Linked DNA regions of Homo sapiens: regions 1 and 2 are each linked to region 3. The links are chromatin contacts, found by Hi-C in ENCODE. All regions are on one chromosome and are shown on one strand. The core of a region is the stretch at or near the end of the contact, and the rest is flanking DNA. Distances in the headings are between cores, read along the strand shown. Region 1 has its middle 110 kb from the start of MIR4757. Region 2 overlaps LOC105373456 (a long non-coding RNA gene). Region 3 overlaps LOC105373454 (a long non-coding RNA gene).

Region 1 (4,617 bases), core at 1,781-4,280, 710 kb after region 3:
GCCAAGTCCTGCAGCAAGGGACCCAGACCAGCGCTGCTCATGCCTCTGACTTCTGCTCATGGTTTCTCAAAAGTAAGAGAATGTTACCAAAGCTTATCTTTCCTTTTCACTTTTAGCTTCACAGAAGAGTTACAAAGGTCATTCTTCCTCTCACTGGATGAAGCAGAGAGTGGGCCTGTGGCAATCAGGAGTCAGGTCATGACAATGACAGACTCTTCATGTTTTTTAAAATAAATATTGAAATTCCTTGTAGTCCCAGCTAGCTACTCAGGAGGCTGAGACATGAGGATTGCTTAAGCCCAGGAGTTAAAGTCCAGCCTGGGCAACATAGCAAGACATTGTCTAAAAATTTTTTTTCAAATGAAATTCCCATTTTAAAATAATATTTAAGGTAAATATTGAAATTATTAAATTAATAAGAATATTAAAACCTGATTTCATTAATGTAGTTTCCAGTTCTTTTTTTTTTTTTTTCTTTTGAGAATTTCACTCTTGTTGCCCAGGCTGGAGTGCAATGGTGTGATCTCGGCTCACTGCAACCTCTGCCTCCCGGATTCAAGCGATTCTCCTGCCTTGCCCTCCTGAATAGCTGGGATTACAGGCATGCACCACCACACCTGGCTAATTTTGTATTTTTACTAGAGATGGGGTTTCACCATGTTGATCAGGCTGGTCTCGAACTCCTGACCTGAAGTGATCTGCCCGCCTCAGCTTCCCAAAGTGCTGGGATTACAGTCATGAGGCACCACACCCGACCTCCTGTTCCTATTTTTAAGAAAAAGTTCCAATCTCTAGTTTCAGGTATTATACACCACAACTGTCATTCTGGATAAACTTTGAAAAAGCAGAACAATATTTAGCATAATTCTTCCTAAAATCAAGCCTGCAGGGAAAATATCCTTATAATTTAGAATTCTGTAATATGCTTTCAGCTATGGAAAATGTAAAAAGCAAAGTCAAGAGACATTCTAGTCTGCACCAGGACCTGGTTCGTTACAGTTCCATGTAACAATAATAGTTCACATTTGTGGAGTGCTCTCTAAATATCAAGCGATATGGTGAGAGTGTTACACACATCATCTCATTTAATCCTCAATAACAACCCTACAACTGAGTTATTATTATTCTCTTTTCACACATGAGGAAAGTGAATTTTAGAGGTTGGTTTAAACATTTGTAAATGACAGAGGTGGGATTAACATCCAAGTCTCTCTGACTCTATAGCTCAAAATCTTACTATACTTAACTACTGTGTTATATTTAACTTTTGCCTCTTATAAGGTGAAGGACCAGATTCTTCCATTTCTGTCTTCCACTTTCCCATGTAATCTGCTACATTCACTGCAAAGGATGTTTTGGTTATGGTTATTATCAATGTCATGATTAAGGAAAATTATTACTATTGATAAAACCAATGTATATATGTATTGTTTATAGTTTGTAATGTACTTGCATAAACATTATATTACTAAATTTTCCACAACTCTATGATATGGGTATTGTCCCAGTTTTACAGACAGAAAACTGAGACTCAGAGCATTTAAATGACTGGTACAGAAAGTGTCAACCTGCCATATCCAGGCAGACCCTGTACTCACAGTACCTTGATAGTGAGAGCCTCCTTAAATTTTGTGTACAAAATACCTCCCACTTGCCTTACCCTAGGCCTGCCCTGAGGCAGAACCAAAGCTAAGTTCTCTTGTTTATGCAGGTTACATTGGTTTCTATTCAACTTATAAGATATTAATGGTCCTAATCCACTGGAAAAGATTGATTCTGTAAGTCAACAATGAGTGAGGAAGCCCAAATACAAATGCAGCCAGAACGCCAAGATGGTTGACAAGATGAAGCTTCTCCTTGGGCCCATAGACTGGGAGGATATTGGAGACAGTGATTGTGAATCATTTATCTCTGTACTTCCAGCCTAGGCCTTGGACCTGACACTCAGAGGATGCCTGATACTTTTTGAATAATGAATGAGTAAATCAATGAATCCAACAAACAGTGCTTGAGTTTGGAGTTATTCAGTATCTTCTTCCCCTGATGCTTCCTCTTTCGACTTGTTCTCAGTGCTTGGAGAAGGGGGAAGGAAGAGCAGGAAGCCTTGCCAAGCCCCTTGCCAGGGAGGACACAAGCGAAAGAAACTTCAGCAAAAGCTCCCACTCCCAACCTCTCTGGTTGTCATGTCCCTTTGGCCCTTGCTGACTCAGTTCCCTAACCTTCAGATGCCTCCCCTCTGTCCTCTTGGAGGTGGCTGAGGAGAAGTTCTTGCACTCACAGGAGAAGGCCATTCATTCACCTTGACTTTCCTTTCTCAGAGTATTCTCTGGGAAAACTGAGCCCTTTTCATCTGCAATGTAGGAGCTGCCACCCTTTGGAGAATGTCAAGATCCAATTTTACATAAAGGGTTTCTTTTATTTCTTATTTCTATTTAAGGGAGAAAGAGAAGCAAGATTGATCCCAGTTTCTAACACAGATTGAAAATGGAGTTTTGCCAATTTTCTGTGTTTTACACTGCCATGCTCTGCTGGCCAAGGTAGGAGAGAAACAAGCAGCCTGTGTTCCTAGAGCATTTTTCTGAGAGCAGAAAGATGTCAGTTATTTGGATAATTGAGTGTCTGGCTGAAAATTTACCTGTGCCACATCTTTGAATAAAAAGGGTTTTGATTTAAAAATATCAGCAAAACAAACAGGATAACAAAGTAGAAATTTCTTTCTGATTTAATGAAATAACTATTTTTATGAATTATATAAGTAATGTTAATTATGATCCAATTCAATCTGCTTATTTAAACATATTTCATAAAACCCTCTATTAATCAGGAAGCATTTATTAGTCTAGTTTGGGTATACAACTGGCTTTCTTGGCTTTTGTTATCTTTGACAATTCAGATTTGTTACCAGAGATTGTCCACATCAGTGAAGTTTCATGAGCATTTTACCAGGGAAAATGTCTCCTGGAAAGATCCTGACACAGAGTAATTTGTCAGGACCTGCCCTGGCTTGAGAAAGGTGAAGAAGCTGCCTCACTGCTCTGAAAGTACAGGGTAGGTACACTGTGAGCTGTGGAAGGGAATGGAATGTATATGGAAAAGTCTTTTGACAGAGTTCCAAAACAGATGAATCTCCACTTGGTTTTGCAATCTTCAGTAGCATTGAGATCTTTCAGCATGCTGCTTCACGTGATAAAATTTTTAAAAGAGGTGAAGAAATTGGCCTGTGATGCAATAATTCCATCCGTGCCCCAAATATCTTGTAAACAAGGAGAGATTTTGAGTGTAGAGTGACTCTTTTCTTTCAGGAGCTTCCAGGGTAGGGTGGTGCTGAAGGAAAATGTTGACAAAGAACAGGAGTCTGATGAGGGCACTCTTCCTTCCTGCCCAGGGAGTCCTGCCAGCCATTCGTGGGCACCCTGACTCCCCTCACTAAACAAGTCTGGACTCAGAGCTGAGAAGGTATCCAGATGCTCCCTGGCCACAGCATTACTATTGGCTGTAAGTTTAAATTATCTGTCTATTAAGACACCCCTATTCATGGATGAGGGCAACAGAAAGCTAGCAAAACTGGGAAGGTGAGAGAACTCAGGTTTTCTGACACTCAGCTGAAGGAATTTACGTAATTCCCCTCTGCTTTTCATGGCCTGGCCCCAGGTGTTTGTGAAGAAAACATCAGCATATACCACCAATATCAATCATGCATTTTTATGCATCATAAGTAGGAGCTACACCATGATTTACCAAATAACTAGCCTATGAATGCCTTGTGGAGTCTCCTCTTCTCTCATCTCTCTCACTTTCTCCCTCTTCTCTTGTGGCTACCCACATACATACACACACATACACACACACACACACACACACACACACACACACACACACACGTACGTATTATCTGAGCTCCTCTTCAAAATCATCCAGGACCATGCCCACTAAAGTGGTCTCTCCACCCAATGAATTATCAAGCAATCCATATTCTAGAATAATATTTGAGGAGGCTGAGGGGCAGTGTGTGCATGCTTCCTGGCCTTATTCAATCAAGCATTCTGCTCTTGGTTTACTGTTTAATCCACCTTGAGCCTTTAGGTTTCATAAATGAAGTTCGTGAATAATTGCTCGGATAAGAATGGAAGATACGAGGGCTAGTAAGCCTCCTAATTTGTAAGATTGTGTATGCAAACAAAAAGTACCATTCTGGCTTAATGTGGTGTGGAGTATTATTCTCTCCACCAGAGATGTCTTGTTACTCCCAAAAGAATTGGAAGCTCTTAATCGAACACCTCACTACCTTTCTCAATGCCTTGCACTTAGTTGGCATGTGCTTAGTTAAGATATTCTGGTTGATGGGATCATTTCAGTGTACAAATAAGCACACAGCAGTTATGCTTCCCTCTCATCGCCACTTACATCCTCCATCCCACAGCCTTTCAGGAGTCCTGGGTAGTCCCAGGTCAGCCCAGCTAATGGGGGGATTAGGGATAAACCCCATTCTCTCTGTTTCCTCAGCTGCAAACAAATGGGGTTGGGCTTCCAGCCTCTAAGAGTCTTTTCTAGTTTAACCCTATGGGTTTATGCAGCTCTGGACTTTTCAAAGATCATTCAGTGAGTTCCTCAGACAGC
Region 2 (4,309 bases), core at 1,002-3,501, 530 kb after region 3:
AACTTCCAGGGGGCACCATTCTCATTGCAGTCTGCTTGAATGTGCCCCCTGAAGTTATGGAGTATGAAAGATGAGATGTGATACTTGGTGTTATACAGAAAAAAAAAATACATCTCAAAAGGGAACAGTATAATATATGGAAGATAGTATTAGACCATCAGCCTAATAAAGCATCATCTCACATTTAGCTACAATCCTCCAGAACTTCCCTCATTATGGCTAAAAATAGAAGATATTATTTTGTTCTGGCTGAGAAGAGCCCTTTTGCTATTTAGATACCATCCTAATTTAGTGAGAATCCGGCTCCATAACTGTCCAGCTTGCAGTCAGGAGCATGGGAATGCACCCAACAACAGTTGGAGAAAGGAGAGTATAGTGATGAGCTCAGGCGTCTAAACATAGATATAAGACGAGCCAAAAATTGAGGAGGAGGTTGCACAAGGAACAGTCCAGTGAAAAGGCAGCATATCCTGTGGGCATGCACAGAGGCATGAAAAACTGAGAATTAAAAATACACAACATTAACCCAGCTAATTAATTAATTAATAACTTGAATTTGAGGCATATCCCTACATGGGCATGTTCTTTGGTTTTGATTCTTATAATAACAAATACTGTTTTGAGTCATAACCTATGAAAAAGACTCTTTTCAGATTCTGAGCTTACCCAGGGCAAAGTAATAGGGAAGGTATTTGAGGTCTCCATTCTAAGACAGACAGAGACATTAGTAGATAGAGTTATAGATTAAGAGAGGGAAAGAGAAAGAGGGAGAAAGGGGAAGAGAGACCCAGAGCAAACATGTGAAGGATCTCTTACAGATTTAACTGTTTTTTTTCAGTTTCATAAACGTCAAATCTCTCTCTAGATGAGGTCTAACATGGGCTACTGGAAGAGCACATGCCATTTCCTATGCTGAAGCTAATGACCACAGCAACAACACTTTGCACTCAACAACACTTGCACTCTGGCACCTCAACATAAAGGAGCAACAAAGTAAAGCAGCCACTTAAAAGAAGGAAGGTCAGCCAGGCATGGTAGCTCATGCCTGTAATCCTAGTACTTTGGGAGGCCGAGGCGGGCAGATTACCTGAAGTCAGGAGTTTGAGATCAGCCTGGCCAAGATAATGAAACCCCATCTCTACCAAAAATACAAAAATTAGCCAGGTGTGGTGGGGGGCGCCTGTAATCCCAGCTACTTGGGAGGCTGATGTAGGAGAACCGCTTGAGCCTGGGAGGCAGAGGTTGCAGTGAGCCGAGATCGCACCATTGCACTCCAGCCTGGGTGACAAAGAGTGAGACTCTGTCAAAAAAAAAAAAAAAAAAAGGAAGGTCTTGCTTTGGTTTGGGATAAACATCCTTCCTACAGCTCTTTGAGACCAAAAATTAAGTAGTATAAATTGAGCTGAATTCATACATTCTTCTTTTCTGTTTCTCAGAATCAAGAACAGAGAAAATAAATCCTTCATTCATTATCAACGATTTTTTCATTCAAAAATGCATGTAATAAAAATACATGTATTATGATCTAGGTGCTGGGAATGAACACAACCTTAGAAAATAGAACCACTCTGCTCACTGAAGTATTGAAACATTGCATAATATTTAATAATTGTTTCAGGAACGTTAACAAGTAATGACACAAGATCTTTGAAGCCATGGATTCCTGCCTTCTGCAGTGGGAGTGATATCTTTAAGTGTTCTTCCCATTGCTGACCTGCAGCCACATGAGGATTAAATGAAATGAGATAACAGCTACAAGGTACATTGCCAAGGTGGCTTCCTTTATCAGTATGGATGTGCCTTGGCGCACCAGAAGTGCTCAATAATGTTCATCTGTTAATTCATGGACTCACGTATTTTCCATTGCTCAATTCCTTTAATTTACATTACCTCTCCTTTCTTACATAAATCTCTTTGCTCATGAAGATGGTAAGCTGTGTGTTTCAGGTACACACATGAAACATCCTGAAACCTGATCCCATTTCAATGAGGCCACACTTTCCCTGCTCCAGCCACCAAGAACTAAGTCCAGAAGATGCTGCTTGAAGTTCAGATATGGAAACCAGACAAATGGCTTTAGACTACAAGCAAAAAATCAGTCATTAAGTGCTAGTTGCTGTTTTCCCACCTGTTTTCCTTGCTTGAGCCTTCCCATCCAGATCCTCCACCTCTACACCTACCTGGTTAAAAATGTCAGCACTGGGGGGCATATTTACTTAGCCATCTACTTCCTGGCTCTTGGATTCTGTTTGCTAGGTCCTGACGTCATCCCCAGGCTGGAAGCCAATGTTTGCACTGGGTGGGAGTAAAGGGAGGCATAAACAGAATCAACCCGCTTGTGCTTTAAAAAATCAGGCTAGAATTATATACATATTTCATGTCAGAAAAATAAAATGTGTCTTGGCGGTGGATGGGAAGTTGGAGCACTTGGACTGGGAGTGGAGAGTTGGCAGATGTGTTCCCCTTTTCCTTGGCCCCCCGCCTGACAATCATTCAACCTTTTACTCTTAGAGTCAGCTCCTTCCCCCTCCTCTGAGGCCTTCCAAGTGCTACAGCATCCTTGCCGTCATCCTTAGCGTGACTTGAAAAGGAAGACAGCGCTGTTACAAAATGGTGTACATTCTCTAAATTATATAAGTCTTGTGTTCATGTCACTGGAGTGAACCCCAATTTTGCTTTAATCGGAAAGCCAGGTTCAGAAAACAAGACCAATTCACACAAGAATGAGGTTATCTAAATGAGAACGTTTAGAAATCAACCACTTAACCAGAAATGGAGTTCCCATTTCTCAGGTTCATCAAGTACTAAGAAGACTTTTTAATTATTTATTAATTTATTATTTTTTTGAGACAGGGTCTTGCTCTGTCCCCCAGGCCAGGAGTACAGTGGTACGATCATGGCTCACTGCAGTCTCGAATTTCTGGGCTTAAGTGATCCTTCCACCTCAGCCTCCCGAGTTGCTAGGATTACAGGCATGAGCCACCATGCCCAGCTGAAGAGTATAATTTGCAAAAAATTTAACTACATTTCTCTTAGCTCCTTTGTTCTCTTCAAACTCAAGTGGATCTGTTTCTCAATTCCTGGTCTTTCCTGAGACCTCCCAGGATTGCAGTGTCTCCTGAGTTTTTATCAGTACATCCTGTGGCCTTCGTCCTAATCCTGCCACCTCTCCCTTCACGGGCCAGCTCCCAGTGCTTCCCATGGGATTCCTAGGAAAGACCACTCCACTGTATTTCTCCTATATCTTCAAATTCCAGAAAGTGTTCTTTCTCCTACACTATAGTCTCTGGAACCCTGCAGACTTGTGATGATGGTGTTGCTTGTGTTGATGTGACCCCCACGGCCCCATGGTTGTTGTAGGAGGTACTGAAAAACATTTTATGCACCTACATGACAGCTTCTAGACCCTTGCTTTCCCACCCTCCTGAACATAACTCTCCTTCATTGAGGCTCATGACACCAGCCAGCTCTCCTCATCCATATGTCGATCATCTGCCAGACTCTATGGAGTCCATTTTCTCATGCTTAGCACCCCTTTGTAGCCTGGCAGGAAGTCTGGCTCCCCACCTTCAATCTTGAAACTGCTTTGGGAAATTTCACCATCCATAATCCTAAAACCTTGCTAATTCAAATGGCTTTAGACTCTCCTCTAACCTAAACAATCCACTCCAAAAACCATAAGCCAGGTCACAGAACTCTTCAACTCTTAGAAAGCCCCTGACTTCCACCAAAACACTATATTTAGAAACCTGACCTCACTAGCTGTGTTTAAACAGTGCAACAATCTAGTTTACTATGGAAAGAGATTTTTCCAATTAAGGTTGTGTGTTCAGAGTTTCCTTCTACTGATATTAAAATAAAAACAAACACTATAGTAAACCCCAAACAAAATGTTTTGTCTGGAGAGAAGGAAAGCAATGGGCACCACAGAAAAAATCATGAGTGTAGGGGGCCTTTCGTCCTATATGAATCACTCACCCCTCTGTAATTGTAAGAACAAATTCAATACTAAACAGCAAATAATTTGGATGCATCTCATTTCTTCTTCAGGAAAAAGATAGCATTTCTGCTGAGGCTTCATGAAGTGGGAGGGAAGGATAAAATGAGAATGTCTACATGCTACGATTTCCTGGGTTGTCTGTTGTGAAGAACACAGTGTATTCCAGGTCCCAGTCCCCTCTGTGGTCAGCCATCAGACGCAAGCTGAAGGTGACATGTTCTGTCACACTAAAAATGTACGTGCGCTATTCCCATTTGCTGTACTTTCTTTTGACATGACTGAAATAGGAGGCTGGGAAACTTGCCTTAT
Region 3 (4,558 bases), core at 1,223-3,722:
TGCTTTTCAAGAGGCTGTAACTGAGGAACACTCTCTATGGGCAGCTCTTTGGTAGCACAGAGTTCCCCAGGAAGCACTATATAACATCTCCCATCCCTGCTCCATCATGACTCATACGAAAAACTTCTAGGCTGAATTCTGTCAGGAAAAAAAAAAAGAAAAGAAAAGGAAAATGATAAGTAAATACATTTGACAATAAATTTGAGATCATAAACCTTGGGATTCTTTTTATAATACCACGCACTTCAAAATCAGGCAGTATTTTTCATTTGACGTGGTTTTAAAGGTAGCTCAAAGAAAACACAGGATTAACCGTAAGTAGTGGGATAGTAAGCGTGAGCCAAGCTTCCAAATAAACACATCAGAGACTTGGGCTAAAAAAAGACAGAACACAAATAACCTCCTCTTGATGTGCCTACAGTTTCATTTAACTGTTCCCAGGTCATGAACTAATTTACCAAAAAGAGGTTAACTCCAGTGCAACCAAATGGCATTTCAGGAAGCAGGTTTTGTGCATATCGCCTGTGGAAGCCGGGCCACTTGAACCCCGCCTGTGAAATGCCTCTCGGATGAGCACTTTTTAAAACTCTTTAGTGTATTCTTTTTCAGTGAATGGGTAATGCGTTAGGACATTGGAGAATACAGGCCTTAAGAAACATGAGCTTGGCTTCTTCCCAAGTATTGATGTCTCCAAACCAAAGAATTAGCCTAAATAAATTTGTTTTGAGTGACTGTGTGACCTCGAACAGCCTACTTTCCCTTGGTCAGCTAGATGTGTTTCCTACAAACTGAAGAGCTTAGATGAGCTGCTCTTTCAAGTCCCTTCCAGGACACAGAGGCCCTTCCCAAGAACTCAACACAGGAAAGCTGGCCTCTGCCCCCAGAAGCTTCCAGGCGAAGGAGAACAGTCAAGGAGCCAAAGTCCTAGGTGCTCCGCTGGAGGGTGACTTCCACTCACACCAATCTTCCAAAACCTAGGGACTTGGGACCGAGCAGCGGCATTATATCATTTCCAGGCAAAGCCCAAGTTCTGTCTTCCGTACCCACGGTCTCTTTTCGCATTTTGCGCAACATCATTTGCTGCTTCATCTGACCTAACTCGGTGGGTTTCTTGATTTTAATGTGTGTAGAAATTACTTATTGGAGAATTTTATTAAACATGCACATTCTTAAGCCTGGCGTCCAGTGATCCTCTTTTGGGAGGCCTGGGCAAGGGCCACGACGTAGGCACGCTTCACAGGCACCCAAAAGGTTCCCACGCAGCAGTGACCCATGAAACATGCTTTGAGGAACACTCATCTGATGGTTCTGGAGTGGGGTTGGTCTCCCTCACAGACTCAGGCTCCTGGGAGCCAGGGACTCATTTGACATTGCAGTGAAACAGAGAACATGGAAAGGGACATGCCATGTAGTCAATCCAAATTGGATGAGTAAGTGAATCAATGAATGACTAAGGCACATGCAATAGGGAAGGTCATTGTCACCATGAACTGAAACTTTCCGGCAGTGTTGGAGAAGGTAAGGTGAGTGGGAGACGTGGTACAAGACAGGCTTCAAAGCTGGGTCTCTGATGGGTCACCAGAAACAGTAGGGTCCTTGTAAGGCAATGCTTCTTCTCTAGCAGACACATTTTTCCAGAGGGAGTCTGTCAGCCTCCATGATATTTTAAGCTGCATCCCTCAAAATGTCGTAAAGGAGGATTAAAGTATAAATGATTGTCAGTTCACTCCTGTCCTCCTGGTACTGCGCTGAGCATCTCAGGCTGTTTGGAAGACAGGGGCAGCAAGGGAGGGGAGGAGCAGGGGAGGGCCTTAAAATGTGACTGAACAGAGCCTGCAGAGAATGAGGAGCTCTGGTGTGTCTTGGGGGGCTAAAGCAGTTCACAGGCTGCTACTTTTTTTGTGACATAGCTTTTACGGGGGGAGAGCCAGAATATTAAGCTCATTGCTTCCAGATGGGAAGGTTGGACAAGACAGAGAGGCTTTGGCTCCGAAAGCTTGGACGCTGTGGTGCGATATGGATGTGACATATTGAAGTAATCGAGATAGAAGATCTGGCTTTAGCCAAGGCTGTCAGATAGATACTTTTTAAAACATTACATGGTTTGTAACAAGGTATTGTGTATCCTCACAGAAACTCTGCCGCCTAGGTCTCTGGGAAGGCAGTGGGGGGAAAAGTGTGCTTATTTTGCTTGAGTTACTAAAGCTCCTTTTATATATGAGGAATTTGGCATCTCCTGGCTGGGAACGGCTGAGCCAACAGTGTCCGATGCACTTGTAATGTAGATCATGCTAGTGACTTGCTAAGTGAGTCCAGGTGTTTGCATAAGAGGCAGGGTCCTAAGCACCTCCTTATTTGAGCCCCGAAGCAATCATGGCCCAGTGCTTCAAATGAGCCTCAAATCTGTTTAATAAATCATCCTTCTATTTATAGAGTTAATCCAGGGAGAAAGCCTCCGTGTTGTCTGGTGGGGCATGTGCCACCAGAGGGCGCCCGATGTCTGCCTCATTCCATCAGAGTGGCTCTTGCTATATCAGGGGTTTTGCCTCCCCTGCAAGCTCCTTTATCCAGTCCTTTCCTTCCTGAGCTTTCAGGCCCTGGATGGCATACCTATGGATCAAAGCCAGGTGGGGCAGGGAGAACCCCCAGACCCTTTCACGAGGGACCCTTTCTCCTCCAGTGTCTTCAGTGAGAACTTCCCTCTGGGCCAGCCTGCCCATGCACGCTGTGGAAAGGGAGAGAAGGCCCTGCCTCATTTGGAAATCCTGAGTTTGCAATGTGCTGGTTTACTTGCAATTCTCATGTTCAGAGAATGGGCCCCTTCCTTGGCTAACTTCACACCTGAGAACATGTCGGGGCATCCCTGCGGACCCAGTGTCTGCTTCACATTTCAAAGGCTGGGAACTGTTAAGCTTGTATTTTGATTAAAATTTTGTATTAGCGCCCCCCCCCTTCAATGTAATTTCAGGATATTTAATTTCAACCAATCATCTGAAGGAAAGTGGGGGGAGGAGGTATCTGATGTGAAACAGCACACGGGGAAAGCCAGCCAAGTTAGAAAATAGAGCAGCTCGGGGCTGTGTCGATGTGACAACTGAAGTCTCTTTTGTTCTCTCAGGCAGGGTCTGAAACCAAAGCCCCTCAAGGACAGGAGATCTACCTCTGGGCTTGGAATCAAGAGGACCAGTCGTTCCGGGAGGCCTCCCTGCTACCTTTGGGGCCTTTGGCAAGTCCCTGAAAGTTTCCAGGTTTCAGCCACCTATTTGGGCTCTGGGGAGAGGAATGCCTACCATTTGCCTCTGGCTCTGGGATTTTAAAAGGAAAAGCAGCAGAGTCTTTGGAAAAACCAATCTCTGAAGACCCAGGGTGAACATTAGTTACAACACCCTAGCTTCGAGGTGATGTAAACTTCAGGTACGGAGGTTACGCTCAGAGGAATAAAGGAGCATTCGTCAAACATGAGCTCCCCTCGATTGTGGTCTAGGGTGGAGACCAGTTATTCAAGTGTCTGTGGGCCCAGGCAGGTAATGAAAATGTAGTTATGGGGGAACGCCCGGCTCAGAACAGGCGTAGAGTAAATAGTTGTTGTTGACTGACTGAAGGAATAAAAGTGGGTCTGATATAAGACAATAGGGAATGGTACAAACCTTGTCAAACTGGAAGGTACATGACTTGAATTTGATGTTCAAACTATTGCTTTTTAAAACACTAGTTTAAACATCTTCTGGCCCTAGAGCTACCAATTTGTATCTCTGTATCCACTTTTATATATTTTAGGCCCATTTAAAAGACCAGGAAAGGAGGAAAATAAATCTAGCAGTATAGGACGTTCTTAATCTTGTCAGTTAACCCTAATTTTAACACCCCATCTCTGTTTGTCATTCTACTTAACCACTTTGGATTAAGCAAATTCAGTCACTTTGGAAATAGTACGTGTGGATGGTACCTTACAGGATGAAGGACCATAACAATATTCTCTAGCGCAGGCCTCTACCTCCACAGGGGGACAGACTGATGAGCCAGATCAACTCCTGCATCCTCTTCCTCAAGGAAAGCCCCCATCAATAAAACCACAAGGTTACAGTGGAGCCAGAGGGAGAGCTGGCCTGAGTTGAGACCTCCTCATGGAACTCATGGCTTCAGTTTCCTAAAATGGGGATTGTACTCCCCTAGCTCTCCTTGCTTCACAGAGCTGTTTGTGACAACTCATGAGTAATGTTATGTGAAAGGGCTTCACACACTGCAGTGTGCTGAATAAATGTAAAGAGTCCATGCTATCCAATTTGGAGACAGAAATTAGAGGACTCCTCCTCACACTAGTTAAGTACATCTCTTAAATTGCTTGGACTGTTGGCGTGGTTCTCGCCAGAGTTGAATATAATTCCTCTGTTGATGGGTCAGCCTTTATTTCCCCCAGTGCTGTTTCTTACTTGAGTTAATGAGTCCAAAGCTCATGTTTGCATGCTACCTCTGACCCTCACTAAGTGCTCACCTGCAGCTCTGCCCTGTCCTCAGAATGATGTGACCCTCAGGGCCAAACACTCCACAGGCTGCACTC

Evidence for each region. A loop is a pair of places that touch in the nucleus more often than their neighbours do. Pooled maps may share reads with other maps.
Region 1: a loop to region 3 is called in a pooled map, with 5 times the contacts of the local background. The contact joins two enhancer-like sites. A Hi-C loop is called at or near these places in 2 of 37 single-sample maps with no recorded cell type and 4 of 50 pooled maps.
Region 2: a map of endothelial cell of umbilical vein shows a loop between it and region 3 (14-fold over the local background). The contact joins two enhancer-like sites. A Hi-C loop is called at or near these places in 2 of 168 maps with a recorded cell type or tissue (Right ventricle myocardium inferior and endothelial cell of umbilical vein) and 6 of 50 pooled maps.

Annotation. Positions count from the first base shown.
Region 1 is chr2:19,232,346-19,236,962 of GRCh38, forward strand. No RefSeq gene overlaps it. Among named protein-coding and RNA genes, the nearest start is that of MIR4757, 110 kb to the right of the region's middle. Within about 2 kb of position 3,031, at least 2 of the 41 ENCODE cell types and tissues checked have a DNase peak (open chromatin) inside an H3K27ac peak, as active enhancers do.
Region 2 is chr2:19,046,805-19,051,113 of GRCh38, forward strand. All of the region lies in intron 5 of LOC105373456 (a long non-coding RNA gene), which reads left to right. Among named protein-coding and RNA genes, the nearest start is that of LINC01376, 22 kb to the left of the region's middle. Within about 2 kb of position 2,252, at least 8 of the 41 ENCODE cell types and tissues checked have a DNase peak (open chromatin) inside an H3K27ac peak, as active enhancers do.
Region 3 is chr2:18,518,224-18,522,781 of GRCh38, forward strand. LOC105373454 (a long non-coding RNA gene) reads left to right here. Exons shown (of 8, transcript XR_001739302.1): 8 at 3,119-4,558. Among named protein-coding and RNA genes, the nearest start is that of RDH14, 40 kb to the right of the region's middle. Within about 2 kb of position 2,473, at least 6 of the 41 ENCODE cell types and tissues checked have a DNase peak (open chromatin) inside an H3K27ac peak, as active enhancers do.